Regions from separate parts of the Homo sapiens genome. Here region 1 is linked to region 2. Evidence: read pairs that join two places in POLR2A ChIA-PET (ENCODE). Cell type or tissue: IMR-90. All regions are shown on one strand. Each heading gives the region's core, and the rest is flanking DNA. Links, peaks and the distances in the headings are about the cores only.

Region 1 (4,241 bases), core at 1-4,000, 160 kb before region 2:
CTGAGGGCCATCATGGAGACTGGGGTAGAAGCCCAGTCCTCCCCCAACACCTCCTGGCTTTGGTTCGGGCCAAACCTGTATATGGATATACAAGTACCTTCCATTCCCAAGATCCGTGTCCACTTTTGTGGAAAAAAAAAAAAAGGTTATTTGATAGGTTTCTCTGGAAATCTAACAGCCCTTAAGCCTAAGAGTCTTTAATCCTGAGGGACCCTGACTTTCACTTCCAATGGAGTCAAAATTCATTGGAATCTGGAGGCTTTCAGGGGCAGTCCTGGGGAGGACCTTTTTATAGCCTTGCAGCTTGGGAACTCCAGCCCAAGTGTCAGCCATGACAATTACCCCCAGGAGGGGGTCTGAAGGGGAGCGGAGGGTGAGGCTCTCTCATTCCAGATATGGAGACTAAAAAGTTCAAGATGGAAGTAATAGCAAAAAAATTACAGTACTAATCACAACAGCTACCATTTCTCAGCATTAGACACAGTAACTGTATGAAAGAAGTATGATTATTAGGTCTGTTTTACAGATGAGGAAACTGAGACCCAGAAAGGTGGAAGCACTTGTCTAAGGTCACGCCTCCAGGAAGCAGTGTGTCCACGACTCCAGTCCAAGTGGTCAGGCTCCAGAGCCCACAGTCCCAGGTACTGGGTGGCCTCCAGAGTAAACATGCACATTTATTGACACCTCCAATTGCCAGGCACTGGGCTAAGGCCTTCAGTGCATTGGCTCATTCGCAGTGTGCTTTGGGAAGGACAGGCTGGGATTCCAAAAGGCCAGACTGTGCTATGCGTGTAGGGTGTCTCGAGTGGGAGGAGAAGCGGGTGGGGCACAAAGATTTAGGGGGCTTATGAAGGTCACCATGAGCAGCTCCCACTAATCCCTCCCTCCGTCAGCTGCACCTTACCTGCTCCCCAGGGGTCCATGATGCCGAGCTGCAATCGTTCCTGCAGCTGCAGCCGCGGCCCCAGCGTGGAGGATGGCAAGTGGTATGGGGTCCGCTCCTACCTGCACCTCTTCTATGAGGACTGTGCAGGCACTGCTCTCAGCGACGACCCTGAGGGACCTCCGGTCCTGTGCCCCCGCCGGCCCTGGCCCTCACTGTGTTGGAAGGTAAGGCCAGATGAGCACCTCCCATGATTCCTCTGCCTTGATGGAGGAAATGAGTCTGAATTTGAGGCTCAGAGGAAAAAAGAAGAGATAGCGTAGTAGTTAGGAGTCTTGCACAGTCAAGCAACAGAAAACCCAATTCAAATGGGTTTAAATAATGAAGGGAGCCTTCATTGTATTTGTATTTACATACAAATTATTTACATAATTATTTACATATTTATTGTATGTAAATAATGGTGGCTCATGCCTGTAATCCCAGCACTTTGGGAGGCTGAGGTGGGCAGATCACCTGAGGTCTGGAGTTCAACACCTGCTCTGTCAGCATGGCGAAACCCTTTCTCTACTAAAAATACAAAAATGGACCGGGTGCGGTAGTTCACGCCTGTAATCCCAGCACTTTGGTAGGCGGAGGCTGAGGCTGGTGGATCTCGAGGTCAGGAGTTGGAGACCAGCCTGGCCAACATAGTGAAACCCTGTCTGTACTAAAAATACAAAAATTAGCTGGGTGTGGTGGCGGGCGCCTGTAATCCCGGCTACTCGGGAGGCTGAGGCAGGAGAATCACTTGAAACCAAAAGGTGGAGGTTGCAGTGAGCTGAGATCAATCCATTGCACTCCAGCCTGGGTGAAAGAGCGAAACTCCCTCTAAAAAAAAAAAAAAAAAAAAATGAGCCGGGCGTGGTGGCAGGCGCCTGTAATCCCAGTTACTTAGGAGGCTGAGGCAGGAGAATTGCTTGAACCCAGGAGGCAGAGGTTGCAGTGAGCCAAGTTTGCACCATTGCACTCCAGCTGGGCGACAGAACAAGACTCTGTCTCAAAAAAAAAAAAAAAAAAAAAAAAAAAAAAGAAAAAAGAAGGGAAAATGTTGCTCATTTTTTAGAAGAGACCCAAGGTCCAAGGTTGCATACTTTCAGGCAAAGTTTGATCCAGCAGTTCAACCCTTTATACCAAGGACTTTGCAAGTTTTCTTAGTCTTCAGCCTCCTCATGGTGCCCCTACCCTGGTAGCCTGTTAGCTTCAGACTCTCCCCACATGTTCCCCAAATGGCCACTACTGTGTGGACTCTCAGGTCTTCACTCCACACCATCTAAGGGAAGTCAGCATTTCCTGTGGTATTTCCTTCAGAAAAGAAAATAGCCTGTAATCCCATCATTTTGGGAGGCCAAGGTGGGTGGATCACCTGAGGTCAGGAGTTCGAGACCAGCTTAGCCAACGTGGTGAAACCTCATCTCTACTAGAAATACAAAAATTAGCTGGGTGTGGTGATGGGCGCCTATAATCCCAGCTACTCTGGAGGCTGAGGCAGGATAATCACTAGAACCCGGGAGACAGCAGTTGCAGTGAGCAGAGATCGTGCCGTTGCACTCCAGCCTGCACAACAAGAGTGAAACTCTGTCTTAAAAAAACAAACAAACAAAAAATGGCCACAGGTACTGGCTTACACCTGTAATCCCAGCACTTTGAGAGGCTGAAGCAGGAGGATTGCTTGAGCCCAGGAATTCAAGATCAGCCTGGGCAACATAGTGAGACTTCATCTCTACTAAAAATAAAAAATTAGCTGGATGTAGTGGCGCGGGCCTGTGATGCCTACTACTCAAGAGGCTGAGCCAGGAGGATCGTTTGAGCCCAGGAGGTTGAAGCTGCAGTGAGCCATGATTGTGCCACTGCACTCCAGCCTGGGCAACAGAGTGAGACTCTGTCAAGAAAAGAAAAGAGAGAAGAAAGGAAGAGAGAAAGCAAAATAGTAAGATATTAAAAACATGTTACCATTTACCTTAGCACCAAAGAAGAGAGAAATACTTAGGTGTAAATCTAACAAAATATCTGTAATATGAGAAGAACTACAAAACTCAAAAGATATCAAATAACTAAATAAATGGAGAAATAGTTCATATTCGTGGATTGGAATAGTCAAGATGTTAGTTCTTCCCAACCTGATCTTTGATTCAATGCAATGCCAATCAAAACCCCAGCACGTTATTTTGTGGACGTCAAAATGTCACCTCCTCAGGGAGGAGATCCCTGGACTGAGTCGGGTCCCTTGCTTTACTCTGGGCAAACTCTGTGCCCATTCATTCTTCAATACACTTACCACTTTGCACACTTGTAGTTTATATGGAGAGGTAAAAGATTCAGAAATTTAAAAATCATTTATAAGAAACAATGCTTTTAATTCCCAGAAGTCCTGACAAGCATTGTGTTGGCTCTCATTGGGTCACTTGCCAGCCTTGAACTAATTACTATGGTTAAGAGATGGACTATGCTGACTGGCAGGAAGTGAGGTTCATCTCACTTAAATCTTACTGTGGTTTCTCAATGGTAGACTGGAGTACCTTGCCAGGGCAGAGAAAAAATGTGAAGAATTGATGTCTTTAACAGCCAAGGAGACTAGTCGGCCAGGGTGCACCAATGGGTCAAGGTGTAGAGGTGGCAATGAGCTGAGTGCCTGCTATGGGCATAGCTCTTTGCTAAATATTCTCGGGAGACTGAGGCAGAGGGTCCCTTCTTTTGCTTTCAAAGGACTTCACTCTAGTGAGGAGGTAAGGTGCCAACCTCTGCAGAGAGGCCAACTTACATAACTTCAGGTCAGGTCTGTAGGGAACACCAGGAGAGGAAATGATCAAGGAAGACTTCCAAGGAAAGGTTAGTGTGTATTTAAAATTTTTAAGCATCTTCTTATTGCGAGGCACTGTGCTAGGCTCTTGGGAACACAGAATTTAAGACATGAGGTCCCTGTCTTCGAGGAACTCTTTTAGCTGTGGTTTATTTAATCATTCAGCAAACATTTATTCAGCCTTTGCTCTGTGCCGGCACGTGCTAGGCACAGAAGACTCCTAGTGAGCCAAAACAGGCACAGTCTGCTCTCATGGAGCTCTCAGTACTGCGGGAGAGGCAGACGTCACTTACATAGCAACCAAAATACATGTCCAAGTGTGCACAATGGTAAGTGTATTGAAGAATGAATGGGCACAGTTTGCCCAGAGTAAAGCAAGAGACCTGACTCAGTCCAGGGGTCTTCTCCCTGAGGAGGTGAGGTTTGAGATGAGATCTGATGGTGCATAGGAGTTAACCCAACAGAGACAGGAAGGTAGAAAGGATAAAGAGATGAGTTGGGATGGAGGGAAACACAGGG
Region 2 (4,526 bases), core at 278-4,277:
TATAGCTCAACTGTGTTAACCAGTGCTTCCTATAACATGAGAAGAAAAATCCCAAGAAATACAGTAAACTGATATTTGCTTTAATCATATTTTGCCAAATATCCTGTTACCTCTGCAGGCAAAATTTGAATGATTTTTGTAAGACAGCCTGGAAGAGAAAAATGGCATTGAGGATAGATACATCAGCATTACCACTAGTTATATATTCTACAAAAGGTATTGGCAAGAAAAATACTTTCTTTTCAGCAGCTTTCTGTAACTTAAGTAGGGGTGCTAAAAGGTTCTAGAATGGCGGCAAAGCTAAGAGTACAACTTGCCATTCTGACTCATATTTGATGAAACCAGGAAGAGAATAAAGGCTTGTTCTCATACATCAAAGCTCCATGTCATCTTATACCAATCCAAATCTTTTGGGGGAACCTTAAGGTAATAATCAGTAGAACCTTGATCACCATTTGAAAGACACACTTGGTTTCATTAAATTTAAAAACAGAAATCAGTAATATTCTCTTTATATTTAATACAGGAGCTTAAAAACTGGTATAAAACAGTAATACAGATTAGCTGAGCTAATGCAAAATTTGACACCGGGGGAAAATAAGTAAGATGTTAGAAATATGCTATCAAATCAGGTTCCTTTCCAATGATGTCTTCCCTATCTCCTACAGCATGTGCTGATTCCCCTCATTATGCATTTAGATGAAATTGTATTGAGTCTCCAGATTGTGATAACGTGAGAAGGATATAACACGTATGCAAGTCTCCTGGCTGAGACAGCATAACTTCAATTTGTATGTGTGTATGTGTTTTAAGACAGGGTCTTATTCCACTGCCCAGACTGGAATGCAGTGGTGTGATCATGGCTCACTGAAGCCTCAACTTCCTGGACTCCGGTGATTCTTTCACCTCAGCCTCCCAGGTAGCTGAGACTACAGGCACGCACCACCACCCTCAGCTAATTTTCTGTATTTTCAGTAGAGACGGTGTTTCACCATGTTGCCCAGGCTGGTCTTGAACTCCCAGGCTCAAGCAATCCTCCCACCTCAGCCTCCCAAAGTGCTGAGATCACAGATGTGAGCCACCGCACCCAGCCATAACTTCAATTCAATTACCAGGAAACATTCAGAAAAAGAGGAAGTGTCTATTTAAAAAGGGGGAAGGGGTACTATACTTCTAAAACATGTCCACAGCATAAAAGACAAATGGAGGCTAAAGAGACATTGCATAAATGCAATACTCTAGACTGTATCCCATACTGCAGGAGGTGGAGGGGGATGCTATAAAAAACAATATCGACAGAACTGGAATTCAGAGGGTATTAAATTATTGTATCAATGTAAATTTGTGAAGTTGGTACATAATCACAATAGTTAAGAGAATATACCTATTCTTTTTTTTTTTTTTTTGAGATGGAGTTTCGCTCTTGTTGCTCAGGCTGGAGTGCAATGGCGTGATCTTGGCTCACCACAACCTCTGCCGCCTCCCAGGTTCATGTGATTCTCCTGCCTCAGCCTCCCGAGTAGCTGGGATTACAGGCATGCGCCACCATGCCTGGCTAATTTTGTATTTTTAGTAGAGATAGGGTTTCTCTATGTTGGTCAGGCTGGTCTCAAACTCCCGACCTCAGGTGATCCGCCCTCCTCGGCCTCCCAAAGTGCTAGGATTACAGGCGTGAGCCACCTCGCCCAGCCCAAGAATATGTCTATTGTTAAGAAATTTTCCTGAAGTAATTAGAAGTAAACAGCCATGATGCATATAATCTACCCTAAAATGATTCAGGAAAAAAATGTGCCCACACGTTTACATGTGTATATATATAGCACACATGACTGCACACTCACAAATGATAAAACAAGCTGGGTAAAATATTACAATAGGTAAACGTGCGTAAAGGGAATAGAGATGCCCTTTGTACTATTTTTATTTACTTTTTGTTGAAATCTTCTTATTTGAAACAAGGTCTCCCTCTGTAGGCCAGGCTAGAGTACAGTGGTCTGATCACAGCTCACTGCAGCCTTGACCTCCCAGGCTCAATCAATCCTCCCACCTCTGCCTCCCAAGTAGTTGGGACCACAGGCGTGGGCTACCACAGCTGGCTAATTAAATAAATTTTTTTTTTGTAAAGATGGGGTTTCCCTATGTTGCCCAGGCTGGTCTCAAACTCCTGGGTTCAAGTGATGCTCCCACCACAGCCTCCCAAAGTACTGTGATTATAGGAGTGATCCACCATACCCAGCTTGTTGAAACACTTTTTTAAATTGTGGTAAAATATACATAACATAAACTTTATGGCCAGGCACAGTGGCTCACTTTGGGAGGCTTAAGAGGGTGGATCGCTTGAACCCAGGAGTTCGCAACCAGTCTGGGCAACATGGTAAAACCCCATCTCTACTGAAAATACAAAAAATTAGCCAGGTGTGATGGTGTCTGCCTGCAGTCCCAGCTACTTGGGAGGCTGAGGCAGGAGAATCACCAGAGACCAGGAAGTCGAGGCTACAGTGAGCTGTGATTGCACCACTGCACTCCAGCCTGGGTGACAGGAGAGAGACCTCATCTAAAAAAAATAAAAACTGCCATTTTATCCACATTTAAACCTAAAGCTCAGTTGCATTAAGTATATTCACATTCTTGTGCAGTAATCACCAGATCATCCATTTCTACAAATTTTTACCATCCCAAATGAAAACTATGTATCCACTAAACACTAATTTTCCCTCCCCCAACTCTTTGCAACCACTATTCTATTTTCTGCCTGAGCTGGCTATTCTAGGAACCTCATATAAGTGGAATCAGACAATATTTGTCCTTTGTTTTGTTTATTTAATTTAGCATAATGTCTTCAAGGCTGATCCATGTTGTAGCATGTGTTAGAATTCCAATCCTTTTAAAGGCTGAATGATATTGCACTGTGTATATATATACACACACACACACACACACACACACACCACATTTTGCTTATCCATTTATCTGCTGATGGACACTTGAGTTGCTTCCACAGCTTGGCTATTGTAAATAATGCTGCTATGAACATAGGTGTACAAACATCTGTTTGAGACCTCGCTTTCAAATCTTTTATGTATATATCCAGAAGTGGAACTGCTGAACCATGTAGTAATTCTATGTTAATTTTTTGAAGAACCAGCATATTGTTTCAACAAGCTGGGCACGGTGGCTCACTCCTATACAGCAACTGTATCATTTTACACTCCCAGGAACAGTGCAAAGGCTACAACTTCTCTACATCCTTACTAACACTTGTTATTTTCTGTTTTTTGCTTGTTTTTATAGAGACAGGGGTCTTGCTTATGCCCAGGCTGGTCTTGAGCTCCTGGCCTCAAGGGATCCTCCCACCTCGGCCTCCCAAAGTGCTCTCAAAATAGACTGTGCCTGGCCTATTTTTTGGTTTTCTTTTCTTCTTCTTCTTTTTTTTTTTTCAGTAACAGCCCTCCTAATGAGTATGAAGTTGTATCTCATTGACTGTGATTTTAATTTGCATTTCCCTAATGATTAATGATGTTGAGCATCTTTTTACATGCTTATTGGCCATTTGTATATTTGTTTTGGAGAATGTCTATTCAAAGCTGTTGTCCATTTTTTGATTGGGTTGTTTTGTTTGTTGACGATGCATTTGTTAACTATACTGTTTTTTTGTTGCTTACAAGCTGCTCATCTTTCCAAGGTAAGCTGTAACTTAGCTACCACACCCAAAGAGAAGCCAGAAGAGATACCTCCTTATGCCCATGGTGTCGGCAGCTAAAGGCTTTCAGAAGAATAGCAAGACTGGGATGGAGATTAATTCTCTATTCCTTAACCGTGACAAACACAATTAATGACATTCCACTCCAAATATATGAGATCAAAAGATTCACATGCTGACTTATGAATTCTCCCACCCAAAAAACTGCTGTAACTTGCCTCTGTTCAACTCAAACCTTCTGAGGTTCCATAAATGTACTAAATGACCAGAAAACAACAAAGTAATTCAAGTACCAAAAGTCTTTAAAATTATTTCTATTTCTTTGATTTTGTAAAACCTGGGTGACATTAATCTATCTTCACTTAATATCAGTTAAAACTGTAAACGCACACACACACAAACACATCAAACATGCAAAAACCAGATGTTTTCTTGTAATTTTTCTTCTTCCCAAAGAAATAAGGTCATCTATGTTGTAGGATTGGTGACTCTGTGACTACTATGCCTGCCTTGACAGCAATGAAAGACACTAGGAAAACCGTAGAGAAAGGTGTAGGTGTGAATATGGCCAAAATAGTAGAAACAGCAGCATGAACCCAACAGAAATGCTGTCCCCAGAAATTTATTACTTTTAATATACTAAACTTTTAAATTCTCAGCCTCTCCTCTGACAGGAAACAGTATCTTTCTCTACATAACCTTTACAGCCACTTTACTCTTCTGGTTAACATTTTATACGTGTAAGACAGCCTTCGTCTGTGGATCTCAAAGCCCTTTTCCTATGCTTAAAAGTGATCTCTCTGTTGGGCTTTTCCCAGCTTTGGTT

Evidence for each region. ChIA-PET counts read pairs that join two places held together with the same protein. Peaks named below come from ENCODE experiments on the same cell type or tissue, not always from the same donor. Only the 100,000 strongest peaks of a DNase experiment are listed, where the experiment ranks them.
Region 1: POLR2A ChIA-PET joins it to region 2 with 7 read pairs; 7 of 35 experiments call an interaction of 5 or more read pairs at or near these places.

Annotation. Positions count from the first base shown.
Region 1 is chr20:348,723-352,963 of GRCh38, forward strand. NRSN2 (neurensin 2) reads left to right here. Exons shown (of 5, transcript NM_001323682.2): 3 at 527-641; 4 at 916-1,110. The coding sequence starts at 922. Among named protein-coding and RNA genes, the nearest start is that of NRSN2, 3.7 kb to the left of the region's middle. RefSeq lists a silencer at 523-817. In IMR-90, for the core only: no CTCF peak of the experiment used is centred there; no DNase peak of the experiment used is centred there; H3K4me3 peaks cover 35 bases; H3K27ac peaks cover 58 bases.
Region 2 is chr20:508,784-513,309 of GRCh38, forward strand. The region is part of intron 2 of CSNK2A1 (casein kinase 2 alpha 1); the gene reads right to left. Among named protein-coding and RNA genes, the nearest start is that of CSNK2A1, 33 kb to the right of the region's middle. In IMR-90, for the core only: no CTCF peak of the experiment used is centred there; no DNase peak of the experiment used is centred there.